Regions from separate parts of the Homo sapiens genome. Here regions 1, 2 and 4 are each linked to region 3. A link is a contact called in ENCODE Hi-C or POLR2A ChIA-PET data. All regions are on one chromosome and are shown on one strand. Each heading gives the region's core, a stretch centred on a gene start or an enhancer-like site at or near the end of the contact. The rest is flanking DNA. Distances are from core to core; before and after follow the strand shown.

Region 1 (3,027 bases), core at 73-2,572, 6.0 Mb after region 3:
CGGGCCAGGCCAAGTTGCTGTTTTTAAAAGGTATATTTCAACTCACTTCTCTAAGGCGGGAATATACACAGCCTGCCATCAGTTTGACATAAAACAAAAATTTTAGCGTTCTTGTATGCTAAATTTCTTTTACTAGGTTAAAAAAATGTAGAATCCAAAGAGCTGTAAATGCAAATGACAAATACTGTACAAAATCTATCAAGCAACTATAAGTCACAACTTGCAAGCTTTCTCCTCAGCAAATGAGTTAAAAGGAAAAGTATTTGAAACTTTCTTGGTGGAAAACGAATGACCTTTAAAAATGCCAACATTTTCCCCAGAGAATAGATTTGGTCTGAGTTCTTCATTTCTGAAATTGTACAAGATAAGACGACTTGGTTTGAGAGTCAAACTGCATCCTTCTATAAAGGTTTTAGATAAATTTTAAGTCTCCATACAAAACACTCCCCTTATTTTGAGAACAAAAGGAACAATAAGACAGCTTAGGCGGGGCAGAGAAAGAAAGGCCTTGAAACAAAGTCCCTGGAAAGGTAAAAACAACAACAAAAATAGTAAGTTAGAGCTCGTGTTTAGATCTGATAACTCAAAACTGCACAACTTTTGCCATACATCGAAAGCAACATGGGAAAACAGAAAAAGAGATTACAAACATTTTTTGAGTGTCCTAACTTGTAGAACCCCTAAGAATGAATCAAATACACTTGGACAAAGCTCTTCTTTTCTCTCTCTCTCCTTCAAGTCGCAGACTAGGGGTGTGGGGCGGGGGGCGGGGAGTAAGACGGGGTCTCTAATAAATACAAGACCCAGCCTCGGACGTGTTTAATTGCTGACATTTTAGAAGAAAAATGGGCTACTTACAATTAATGAACCAAACTACCAAACTAAAATCATGAGTAGGAGGAGGAGTAAATGGAACCGTCCGGGCGAAGTTTCAGGAAGACGCACGCTGGGGTCGCTGCGCCCTTCCCCACCCATACCTCGGGGCTCTCCAGTCGCTCCCAGCCCCCAGCGCGGACTCTAGGGCGCCGGCGGCCCAACCATACAGACTTGGCAGGATGTAGCCCCCTTCTCCCCTCTCCAGGAGAGAAAAGCGCGAGGAGACGCAAACCGTATTTCCGTGTCCGAGCGTTGAAACCTGCGGAGTCGCGCGCGGGGCGCCCACACTCGTTCCCGGGGAGCCCCAGCCCGGTCGCCCGCCCCGGTCCCAGCTCCAGCCCGGGCCTCCCTTACTCTGGGGCTCCATGGTCGGCTGCTCCCCGGCCTCCGCGGGCGAACCCCCGGACTCCTAACGCCTCTCAGCCAGGGCCGGCGTCGCTACGGTTGCCCTGACAACCCGGAGGCGAAGTGGGCAGAACTAAAGGGACGGCGAGCGGGAGGGACCAAAAGCCGCAGGAAGTGAGGGAGCGCGTGAGGACCCGCGCGTCGCCGGGGACACTGAGCGAGGGTAGCGGCCAGGTCACCGGCTGAGGACACTGCTCCTGAAGCCCGGTCAGGCGGTCGCGCCCTCCCTGGCGGCCCCCGCGGCCCCGCAGGACCTGTGCCCCGACGTCGCCGACCCGCGGTCCCCGCTGTCGCCGACCCGCGGCGTCCGTCGGGCGAGTGGGCCTGCCCGCGGGTAAGGCGCCGGCCCTGGGCCGCCCTCCCGGGAATCGGGAGCCGCCGCTGCAGGTAACAGCGGGGCCCCGGCGGCGGAAGGGGTCGGGGGTCGGCGCAGGGGCGGGCGCGCCCCGAGCCGGGTGGGCGGCCCCGGCGCACCTGTTGTAGCCGCCTGGGGGTCCCCTGCCCGCAGTTGGCCGTGGACGTTCCCCGCCCCGACTCCGAAACGCCGAGGGCGGCCTCCGCGCCTCCTGCTCCGGGAGCCGCGCCTCAGCGGGAGGACGGAGCCCTGCGGGCAGCCCTCGCACCAGGGGCTCCCTCCGAGCCCGGGCATGGGCCGGGCCTGGGGCGGTCCCTCGAGCCCCCCTGACGGGAAGCGTGGAGCAATGCGAGCCGCCGCCGTCGTCGCTGTCGTCCCCAGTGAGCCTGGCGCGTCTCCTGAATCGCGAGAGCCAGGAGCACGGTTTTGCCCGGCTTTGCCCCGTCATCCCCGTGTCCCATTTCAGGCAGGGGGCCCGGGTTGGATCTTTCTCGCTGGCTTCGTTTTTTGTGTGTTGATTTGTTTCAGTCCTTCGCGTTTCCGGTTGAGTTACGGAATCTGCCCACACGTTTTGTGGCCAAACTTTGTAGGGCTGTGAAACAATGTAACATTATCCCACACAATAGTCTTTCATACTGGTTTTAAAACACAGTGATTCAGGGTTTGCTTTAAGGAAGCTTTGAGGATCACAAGAGATTATTATCTGGTAGGTTGTAAAAATTCAAACAACCAGGAGAGTATCATAGGTTCCGGAACACCAGAAGGAGGAAAGAAAAATGGAGACGAGAGAAAAAGGATAAGCAAGAAAGTGCAGGGGCATTAAGGGTGTGGGGGGCTGCAGGATTGATTTGGTATTCAGGTCTGGAGATTATGGCCCCTCTATTAATTCCAACCGCTGCTCCAGACAGTACTTGAGGGAAATGGAAGGAAGAGCCGTTTTGGGGGTCATGGAAGTGATTACTAATCTTGCCAGTAGAAAGATTTCCACTCCATGGATGACAAGGACACTAAGGAGAATTACTTTCCTCTTAGGGAATCATTGAGAGGTTAATTGAACTTGAGAAGCATATATTCTGTGATGGAAACTGACATTTATTATATTCTTCCAAATTAGGTTTTCCCCCTCTCAGACTATATGGGGACTTTTTCAGATTAATTGTCAAAACAAGAAGGTTTATGTGTGGATATTGACAAGCAGCGTGATATATACAGAACACATAATTCTTAAGCTGAAGTATTAAGGTAATAAATTAAGGGTGGAAAGTAAACACTTCATGGAACCTTAACTCCCTGTTCCTGAAATTTAGAGACAGGGGCTTCATTTTTAGACAGAAAGTATAAAGATCAGCAGTACTCCTGTATCCAGTGGTTCTCAAGTTCTAGTTTACATA
Region 2 (3,093 bases), core at 189-2,688, 9.4 Mb after region 3:
TTCTCACCAGCCTGCTCCCCACCTCCCAGATGCTCAGGGCACACAGAGGTCAGCGGGGAAACAGCTGCCCTTGTGCCCCGGATCACTCCACAGGGACAGGGGACCAGAGAGGGTATAACACAGAGCAGGGCAAAGGGGAAGTTTAGGAAGAACCCAAGCAGGGGCCCACCACGGGAAGGGAGGGGAGGTCTGTGCACGCAGCCTCGGTTTTGGGGGCACTATGTGTGGTGTGAGTTCCATAACTGAACCACAGATGAACCATAACTGCTGGAACTCCCCCAGGGCAGAAAAGTTGGGCCTGTGCTGAATGAGGCCCCCAGGTTGACAGCGCGCCTCAGGCTCATTCTCCAAGATCAACCAAGGTGGGGCAGAAGTGAAAACTTAGGCAAAACACCTATGTGTATATGCATACATGCACACACACGCACACACATTACCCCCTCAGGCTCCACGTATGCTGAGAGAACACTGTCCCAGACAGTAGGACATCTGGGCTGGGTCTTGGTCCTATATGAACTCAGTCTACAACCTTGAACCACTTGATTAGCTTCTCTGGATTGCGGTTTTAGCACCTCTAAAATTAGGGAGTTGAGCCCAGTGATCTCCAATGGTCATCTCAGCTCTGACAATTAGCTATTCTTTACGGAAAACCTGGTTGCTTTCCAAAAAATCCATTAGCAGACAATAGTTAAATGTAAGTAAGATCCAAACAGGCAACAGGGTCCCCAATAAATCCCCTTTTTCATACAACTCCCCAATGGGGTCAGATGATCCCCGCAAACTTATACTGCTGCAAGAGGAGGGGGCGTTCCTAGAATTCTCCAGATGCTGGCTTGGCCAGTAATCTTTCATAGAGGACTGTGAAAAGCAATGACCCATCGGTATTTCAGCTTCCTTCCATTCAGGGTTCTGCCTAGTAGCACTTGAGTGCTCATTCAATCTCATTCCCTGAAGCTTGGAGAAAAGAAAAATAAAAAAAAACCAATAACATCAAAACCAAAGAAAAAGTTGGCAACTCTTTTTCAACCTAATAAGCCAAGTCAATTACTTCTTTCTCTCCTTTGAAAATTACTAAGTGCTCTTGAGTTACAAAAATATTGTTGTTGCTGAATCTGCAGAATCCACTGCATCATTTCTGGAGGCTGGGACTTCTAGGCTGGTCCTGTGTTGGTTCAAGTTTGCTTCAAAGGCTAACATTGCAGCAACTGGCTGGGACTCAACTGAGTGATTCAATGTGCCTTCTGGAAACAGTTATGCTAACCTTTCATTTTCTTTAAAAAATATGCAATGGACAAAATAGCACATCCTCCATACCCAGCAAGAAACAGTGCTATAGAACTTGCATGTCTCCTAAGGAAAATCAAACCAGGCCGCAGAAGGGTTGTTTACGGGGGATGTCAGCATCCAAAGACTTGCTTGAGGGAGTGCGCCAAGCTGGGTAAGGAGGGAAGTGAGCACATGGGCAGGGGAGGAACTGTGAAAAAGGGCGGGTCAGCGGACTGTGGACTCAGATGAACCAAAGATTTGCTGACTTGAGCTACTAGGGGGCAGGACCAGCTACAAAATTAGCAGAGCCCAGTGCAAAATAAAAATGCAGGCTCCTTGTTCATAAAGCATACAGAAAGCACTGTTAAAGGTACTAAAATAGAAAGCTTTTTCCTTTCTTCCACATGCTGTCTCTCTCGACCTATCACAATGTTTTTGATTTGCTAGTTATTACTGTGGTTATTTATGGGACAGTGAGCGCAGACACTGGAGGCCTCACGACTTGGCATTGTGCCCACCAGCCCCTGGACCTCTGATTGTGCCCTGGCTAGGGGTGGGGAAGTCGAGCCAAGCATCTTCCCTAGGGTCCCACTCCTCCAACACATGGATAATGGATGACCCCAAGGACACTGCCGCTTCTGTGTCGGGTGCATTAGGTACCTGGATCAGGGTGGGAGTGGCTTGACCCTGCCCAGTAGCCCACAGAACAACCACGGTATCATCAGCCTGATCCCTGCACCACCAAGATGTTAAGCGGTGCCCAAGCTGGAACCTAGAACTGCCCTGTGCCTACATCCTTTCCAGGGATAGAGGGTAGCAATGACCCCTGCATAGAGACAGGGAAGGGAAGGTCAGATGGGGCTGGAGTTCTCAGGGGACCAGGGACTGGGGAGGCAGCAGGAGGAATCCAGCCTGAGCTAAAGCCCCAAGTTCCCTGAGCATGCTCCATTAGCTCATAGGGCTTTATTCACAAAAATACAAATTCAAAGATAAAATTAAAACAGCGAGCTCAGGGCACAGGGCCTGTGAGTACACGGGTCACATGCTCATGCAGCTGGCTGTTCCAGCTTCTCCAGACAGGGAGGTGGTGGACCAGGAATTCTCCAGATGCTGGCTTGGCCAGTAATCTTTCACAGAGGACTGTGAAAAGCAATGGCCCATTGATATTTCAGCTTCCATTCAGGGTTCTGAACAGCTTCAGAACCCTTCCGTTCAGGGTTCCATTCAGCTTCCGTTCAGGGTTCAGAACGGACAAGGCTGGGAGGTGGTGGACCAAGAGTGAGAAGCTTGGGATTTAGATTAGAGAAGGTGAAGGTTATCAGTGATCACAAAGTCAAGGGTGGTCGCAGTGAGCAGAAGAGCCAGGGCAGGAAGGATCTGCCAGATGGGCACTGAGATCACCGACATATACAGACTGAGAAGAACGGTGTGACCAAGTTGCCATCATGTTTCTCCAACTGACATGTGATTACTACTGTCTAGGGAGGGGAGTAGAGAAGGTAGAATGGACAGGAGGGCAGCAGGGTAGAAGGGGTTCAGGTGGGAGAGATCAGATAAATGGGGAGATGAAGGGAGAAAAAAGGAAAAAGAGAAGGAGAAGGAGAACAGAGGACAGTGTGCAAAAACAGAGAAAGAGAGAGCACACAAATGAAAAAAATGAAAAGACTTTCCTCCTCGGTGTTTATGAACACCATCAAAATATTTAGTCTCCTTTACACTATATCAGATGTTTGCCATTTCCAATATTCCCTTACTCTTCAGTGTTTAAACCACAAAATGTCAACAGTGCCACATGGGGGCCCGACAGCTAATGACTGTATATATTCG
Region 3 (2,841 bases), core at 134-2,633:
AGAGGGAGTAAAAGTTCACGGGGTTGGGGGGGCCGAGATGGAGGGAAGTGAACAGGACGTCTGACAAGGGGCTTTTAGTAACTTGAGGCAGGGAAGGTGTATTTGGTGCAAACACCAATCATTTTTAAGAAAAGGTTAAAGGTTTACAATGTTCAGTAAGATGTATGAACAACAACAAAAAAGTCACTATGACTCTGAATCTGAAATATTAATCAAACTTCTAAGACTCGACCAAGTTCTCCATTCAACGGTGAAAAAGGAAAGCTACATAGCTTTTTAACTTTAAGGTGACAGGTAAGCTTCATGGGAAGCTGGGGTGGGAGGCACTTCCCAGTTCCCTCCCACCACCCTAAAACTTTGTGCCTGGGCCAATTTGAGAGTATGATTTAAGGAAAAGACCAGTGAACTTCAAGTAATACCATGAAGTTCAAGACTAAAATCTGGAATAGAGACCTTAAAATATATCAGTAGAGAAAGTAGCAGTACCTCACAGTAAAATTCAAGGATTTTAGAACCGCAGAAAGCAGACCTTAAGAATCAGGGAGCCGAGGCAACCAGCTCGCTCAAGAGCGCACCGCCGATGAAACGCAGAGCCTGGTGGGGGCCGAGGCCCCGACCCAGCCCTAGGCGCGTTCCCAGCCTCTGGGCCATTGTGCCGCGCTGCCCGAGCGCACGATATGGACTCCGTTCCCGTCCCCGGCTCCGCCGCGGTCTCCTCAGTTCCGCCCCAGGCAGGAGGCAGCCCCGGGCTTCGGTTCCGCCCCGGGCAGGAGGCAGCCCCAGGCGCTGGGTTCGGAGGACCCGGCCGCCCGTGACCTTGGTGACTTACATAAGTCCCGCCGCGGGCCCGACGCCTCCGCCCGTGCCCCGCGGGCCGGGACAGCGGACAGAGGACGGCCGCCCCCCGATCACGGCCCCCAGCTCGGCCCCTGGCCCCTGCCCCGCCCGGCCCCCATCCTCCTGCCTGCCTTCCACGGACGCTTGGGGCCCGGAGGCCGCGCGCGGCCGGGCTGGGAGCTGTCCGCGAGGGTCCCGGGGCGGGGCGCGGCGCGGGGCTCACCTTCGGCCACGTCCTCGTCGATGGCCCCCTTGACCTGCGAGAAGCACCACTGGAAGTCGTTGCCGCCCGCGGGGCAGCCGCCGCCTCCGGCTCCTGCAAACACAACGGGGCGGTCAGGCCGGCCGCGGCCCCCGCCCGCCCCCGTGGTCCCCGCCGGCCCGCGCAGACCCCTCACCTGCCATGGCAGCCGGCGGCGGGACGGGCGGGGACCGCGGCAGACCAGGGAGACGGCCTCCGCGCCGCTGCAGCCGAGCGCTCAGCCCCGGGGCCGCCACCACCGCCGGCGCCGCCGCCGCCGCCGCCGCCGCCGGGGAGGGATTTTTTTCCCTTTTCAAAATGGCGCCCAATGCCCGTCGCCCCGCTCGATGACGTCATCGCCCTCCGCCTCCTCGGACGGGCAGCGGACGGGGCGGGCCGCGGGGGCTGCCGGGGGCGCCCAATGCGCCTGCGCCCGGCGCCGCTCGGCTGTAGGGGGGAAGGGACGCCTGGGCGACTGCGGAGGGAAGCCGGGGTCGCCGGGCGCAGGCCAGCTCCTCGGCCCTCGGCCCTAGGCCTCCCGCAGTGGTCCGGTGTGCACCCGGCGCTCCCCAGAAGACTAGCGCCGCCGGCCGCCCCTACTCTCCGGGGACTCCCGGAGAGCCTAAGCTGCGGCCGGACACGCCTTCAGGGCGCCGCTTGGCCGGACACGCCCCCATCCCGCATCGGCCAATGGAAACGTGGGTTCTCCGTGGAACCGCCAATGGAGGACGCGCTTGGCGGCGGTGGGCGGGCATGTGGGCCGGCCTCACCTGAGCGCGCCGTACCTGAGCGCTGCCTCCCGCCCACTGCCCCCGACGCGGAGTCTCGCTCTGTTCCCCGGGCTGGAGTGCGGGGGCGCGATCTCGACTCCCTAAAAGCCTCGACCTCCTGGGCTCAATCCATCCTACTGCTTCAGCCTCGGAAGTAGCTGCGAGCACAGGCACGCGCCGCCAGGCTCGCTGATTTTTAAATTTTTTGTAGAGACGGGGGTCTATGTTGCTCAGGCTGGTCTCGAACTCCTGGGCTCGAGCCATCTGCCGGCCTCGGTCTCCCAATCCTGTCCACCTCCCTTTCGGAGCGCACCGTTGCTCACCAGATGGCTACCTTAGGGGTTCTTGGAGCTCCCAGTGCAGTCTTAGGGAAACAGGGCCGATCGTTTCATTTGCGGGTGGTTTTCTCTGGCATACTGAGCGATCATGGGTGCTCCTCGACTTACAGTGGGGCTACCCTCCCCGCAAATAAGCCCTTCCTAAGTCAAAAATGCATCTAATACCCAATCTACCCGTCGTAAAGTTGAAAAATCTGAAGTCGAGCTATCATCAGGGGGACTGTCCCTATGGGATTGATGTCCGGAATCAGAACTTCTTTCAGGGTAGCTGCGGTGGGCACTGATGGTATTGCACCACTAAAAGACAGTCGCTGCAAATCAGGAACATTCGTCCACTCCATTAATATTATTTATTGACAGCTCCTGCCACGTGCGGCACACTCCACAGCCCTGGGGGTGAGAGGTTAACAGAGCAGAGAAATCTCAGCCCTGGTAGAGCTTACCTTTCAGTGGGGGAGACAGACAATAAGGAAATAAATACATAATAAGTCGGAGCTGGAGAGAAAAATCAGGGAAGAAGGAAATGTGTATGGGGAGAGTTGGAGTCTTGCACGGGGTGACTGGAGAAGACTCAAGGATAAAGAGCAAACCATGCAGACGTCTAGGAAAGCTTGGCCAGGAAGGGGAGACCACCAAGTGCCAGGACAGGAAGGAG
Region 4 (3,042 bases), core at 436-2,935, 7.1 Mb after region 3:
GCCCTGTACAGAAAAGTATGGTAGCCCCAGGTCTACAAATGAGTGGTTTTAAATTAATTTCTTGACTGGACAAAATAAGTATGTACTACAAAAGTAAATTGTTGGTTCTTCAACCTTAAAATTGAAATTATTTTCAAGGATTCCACATCTATAATTGTGGCAAAGTTAATATAAACAGGCATGGTCATATAAAACACAGTTGCAAACTATTGGCATTGGTGAAAATTTCTATGAAGTCAAGCACCACGCCTTGCAGAGTAGATATTAAGGGATATCTCTTGAATTAATTTTTTTCAACAGGTAGCTGCTTGTTCTTACAGTAATCTTGCCATATACATAAACTGTGATATTAGTAGGCATTCAAGAAATAAAGGACCCATTTTTAATAGTCCATGGACACTAGGGGTATCACAAACCCTTACATATGGAACTATATTACATTATTAAATAGCTGGTTGTAGTACCCTAGGCCATAGTCTTCAAAGCTGCTTCTGGAAAAACCCATGATGTATATATTCCTATTCCTATCATTAAGTTCTACCATCAACACTGAAGAGATGAAAGGTACAATAATTTAATTGCATTCAATTTACTAATGGAATCACCTCCCTGTGAAATCAGTTTTTATTAATGGAAGCTAAGATTGCTGACATCAAACCAAATGCAGTTCCTCCTTCTGCAGTGTACCATTTTGCTTTGTAATGACAACCAAAAACCCCACACATAGGTTTAATGAGTTTGAATCATTCACTATTAACATCACTTAAAATAATCCCCCAATTTGGTGGCCAAATTATATACCTCCTTTAAGAGAGAAGTGATCTAGTTTCACAAAGCATTTCCAATCAGAGGCCAATGACGTTAAAAGACAATTTGTAAAATAAAGACACTGAAACAGACAGGATCTGCTCCTCCTGTGGGCTCACAGCCTATGCATTTCCCATCACTCAGTAGTGGGCCTGTCACTTCCCTATTTCACTGTGACTAGTGAAAGAACTAGTCACAAAGAACTAAACACGCAACTTCAAGGAAATACAAAATAGACCCTGCACCGAACGCTCCTGTATACATTCTCCATTTTGCATCAGGGCGAAGAAAACACACAACCGTGTCTAACAAGTATCAGTAGTGACAGCCACGGTTTCACTCGCAGCACCCCCACGACAACCTGCGAGACCGGCGGGCGGGGCTGAGTACCTCGCCTACTGGACTAAACGCCCGGCCTTTAGATTCCTTCCCGACCCCGTGCGCCCCTCTTAAGTCTAGAAGCCTGACTTTCAGGGAGGGGCAGGCGCTCGGTTTCCACCGAGCGACTCCTGACACTGCAGGAGGCCAGGTGGGACAGTTTTGCTGCACGGGAGACGGCTGTGCCGGGACGGCCGAGCGGCTGAGAGCGCGAAGCCAGGGGGCCTGTCCCAGGGGCGAAGGAGCCCCCAGAGGCAAGAGCTCACCGGGGGCGGGAGCCGCCCGGGTCACCAGCTCCTCCGGCCGGCCCTGGTGCCCAGGGGGCGAGCCGCATGAGGTCCCGGCTTGGCCGCGAGCGCCGGCCTGAGACAGAGGCTGAAAGCCCCCAGCGGGCGCGGCAGGGGGCCCGGCACCTACGTGGTCCGCGTTGCTGTTGGCGCTGTGGAAACACACAGCACTGAAGGTGTAGCCCGAAATGGACGCCGCCATGATGGAAATCTCCAGCTACCCCATCATGCCCCGCGGAGGGCACACGGCCTTCCGGACGGCCCGACCCCTTGGCATCATGGGAAGTGGAGTCTGCGGCGGGCAGCGGCCGAGGGCCCTGAGCGCTCACAGTCTTGAAGGCTGAGGAACGCCGGTTTTTGCGATCGGAAGGACCCCGGCACCGTATCCTCCGCAGGGGTGTCGCTCCCGACACGCCTCAGACAGCGGTTGATAGTTCCGCAAACAGTTCTTTCCCTTTGCAAGTGAAACCTTAGTATTAAAAGACAACATTCTAGCCGGGCGCAGTGGCTCACGCCTGTAATCCCAGCACTTTGGGAGGCCGAGGCGGGCGGATCACCTGAGGTCAGGAGTTCGAGACCAGCCTGACCAACATGGAGAAACCCTGTCTATATTGAAAATACAAAAACTAGCCGGGCGTGGTGGCACATGCCTGTAATCTCAGCTACTCGGGAGGCTGAGGGAGGGGAATGGCTTGAACCCGGGAGGCGGAGGTTGCGGTGAGTCGAGATCGTGCCATTGCACTCCAGCCTGGGCAGCAAGAGCGAAGCTTCGTCTCAAAAAAAAAAAAAAAAAAAAAAAAAAAAGGCCAACATTTAGGCTGAGCGTGGTGGCTCGCGCCTGTAATCCCAGCACTTTGGGAGGCCGAGGTGGGCGGATCACGAGGTCAGGAGTTTGAGACCATCCTGGCTTACACGGTGAAACCCCGTCTCTACTAAAAATACAAAAAATTAGCCGGACGTGGTGGCGGGCTCCTGTAGTCCCAGCTACTCAGGAGGCTGAGGCAGGAGAATGGCGTGAACCTGGAAGGCGGAGCTTGCAGTGAGCCGAGATCGCGCCACTGCACTCCAGCCTGGGTGACAGACCAAGACTCCGTCTCAAAAACAAAACAAAACAAAAAGCCAACATTTGAGGCCGGGCGCGGTGGCTCATGCCTGTAATCCCAGCACTTTGGGAGGGGGGGGCGTGTGTGGGGAGTGTTAACCTGAGGTCAGGAGTGTTATGCGCGTTTGTGTGAAGAGACCACCAAACAGGCTTTGTGTGAGCAACAAGGCTGTTTATTTCAACTGGGTGCAGGCGGGCTGAGTCCGAAAAGAGAGTCAGCAAGGGAGATAGGGGTGGGGCCGATTTATAGGATTTGGGTAGGTAGTGGAAAATTACAGTCAAAGGGGGTTGTTCTCTGGTGGGAAGGGGCGGGGGTTACAAGGTGCTCAGTCGGGGAGCTTCTAAGCCAGGAGAAGGAATTTCACAAGGTAATGTCATCAGTTAAGGCAGGAACCGGTCATTTTCACTTCTTTTGTGATTCTTCAGTTACTTCAGGCCATCTGGATGTATACGTGCAGGCCACAGGGG

What was found. A loop is a pair of places that touch in the nucleus more often than their neighbours do. ChIA-PET counts read pairs that join two places held with the same protein, here RNA polymerase II (POLR2A). Pooled maps may share reads with other maps.
Region 1: a loop to region 3 is called in a map with no recorded cell type, with 15 times the contacts of the local background. The contact joins the promoter of FANK1 here to the promoter of PPP2R2D in region 3. A Hi-C loop is called at or near these places in 3 of 37 single-sample maps with no recorded cell type and 6 of 50 pooled maps.
Region 2: POLR2A ChIA-PET joins it to region 3 with 11 read pairs in RWPE1. The contact joins the enhancer-like site here to the promoter of PPP2R2D in region 3. POLR2A ChIA-PET finds 5 or more read pairs at or near these places in 2 of 52 experiments (RWPE1 and activated CD4-positive, alpha-beta T cell).
Region 4: a loop to region 3 is called in a pooled map, with 5 times the contacts of the local background. The contact joins the promoter of ABRAXAS2 here to the promoter of PPP2R2D in region 3. A Hi-C loop is called at or near these places in 5 of 50 pooled maps. POLR2A ChIA-PET finds 5 or more read pairs at or near these places in 2 of 52 experiments (GM10248 and GM12878).

Annotation. Positions count from the first base shown.
Region 1 is chr10:125,894,859-125,897,885 of GRCh38, reverse strand. FANK1 (fibronectin type III and ankyrin repeat domains 1) reads right to left here and starts at 1,322. Exons shown (of 11, transcript NM_145235.5): 1 at 1,231-1,322. The coding sequence starts at 1,243. It also overlaps a transcript of DHX32 not described here. RefSeq lists silencers at 752-1,046, 1,138-1,277, 1,438-1,517, 1,738-1,817.
Region 2 is chr10:122,497,949-122,501,041 of GRCh38, reverse strand. The region is part of intron 3 of HTRA1 (HtrA serine peptidase 1); the gene reads right to left. Among named protein-coding and RNA genes, the nearest start is that of HTRA1, 38 kb to the right of the region's middle. Within about 2 kb of position 1,438, at least 11 of the 41 ENCODE cell types and tissues checked have a DNase peak (open chromatin) inside an H3K27ac peak, as active enhancers do.
Region 3 is chr10:131,899,550-131,902,390 of GRCh38, reverse strand. PPP2R2D (protein phosphatase 2 regulatory subunit Bdelta) reads right to left here and starts at 1,383. Exons shown (of 9, transcript NM_018461.5): 1 at 1,236-1,383; 2 at 1,061-1,153. The coding sequence starts at 1,242. RefSeq lists silencers at 574-623, 804-1,203, 1,274-1,783 and an enhancer at 2,024-2,123.
Region 4 is chr10:124,800,462-124,803,503 of GRCh38, reverse strand. It overlaps ABRAXAS2 (abraxas 2, BRISC complex subunit), which reads right to left and starts at 1,685. Exons shown (of 9, transcript NM_032182.4): 1 at 1,603-1,685. The coding sequence starts at 1,674. RefSeq lists a silencer at 1,410-1,489 and enhancers at 978-1,531, 1,590-1,859, 1,532-2,086.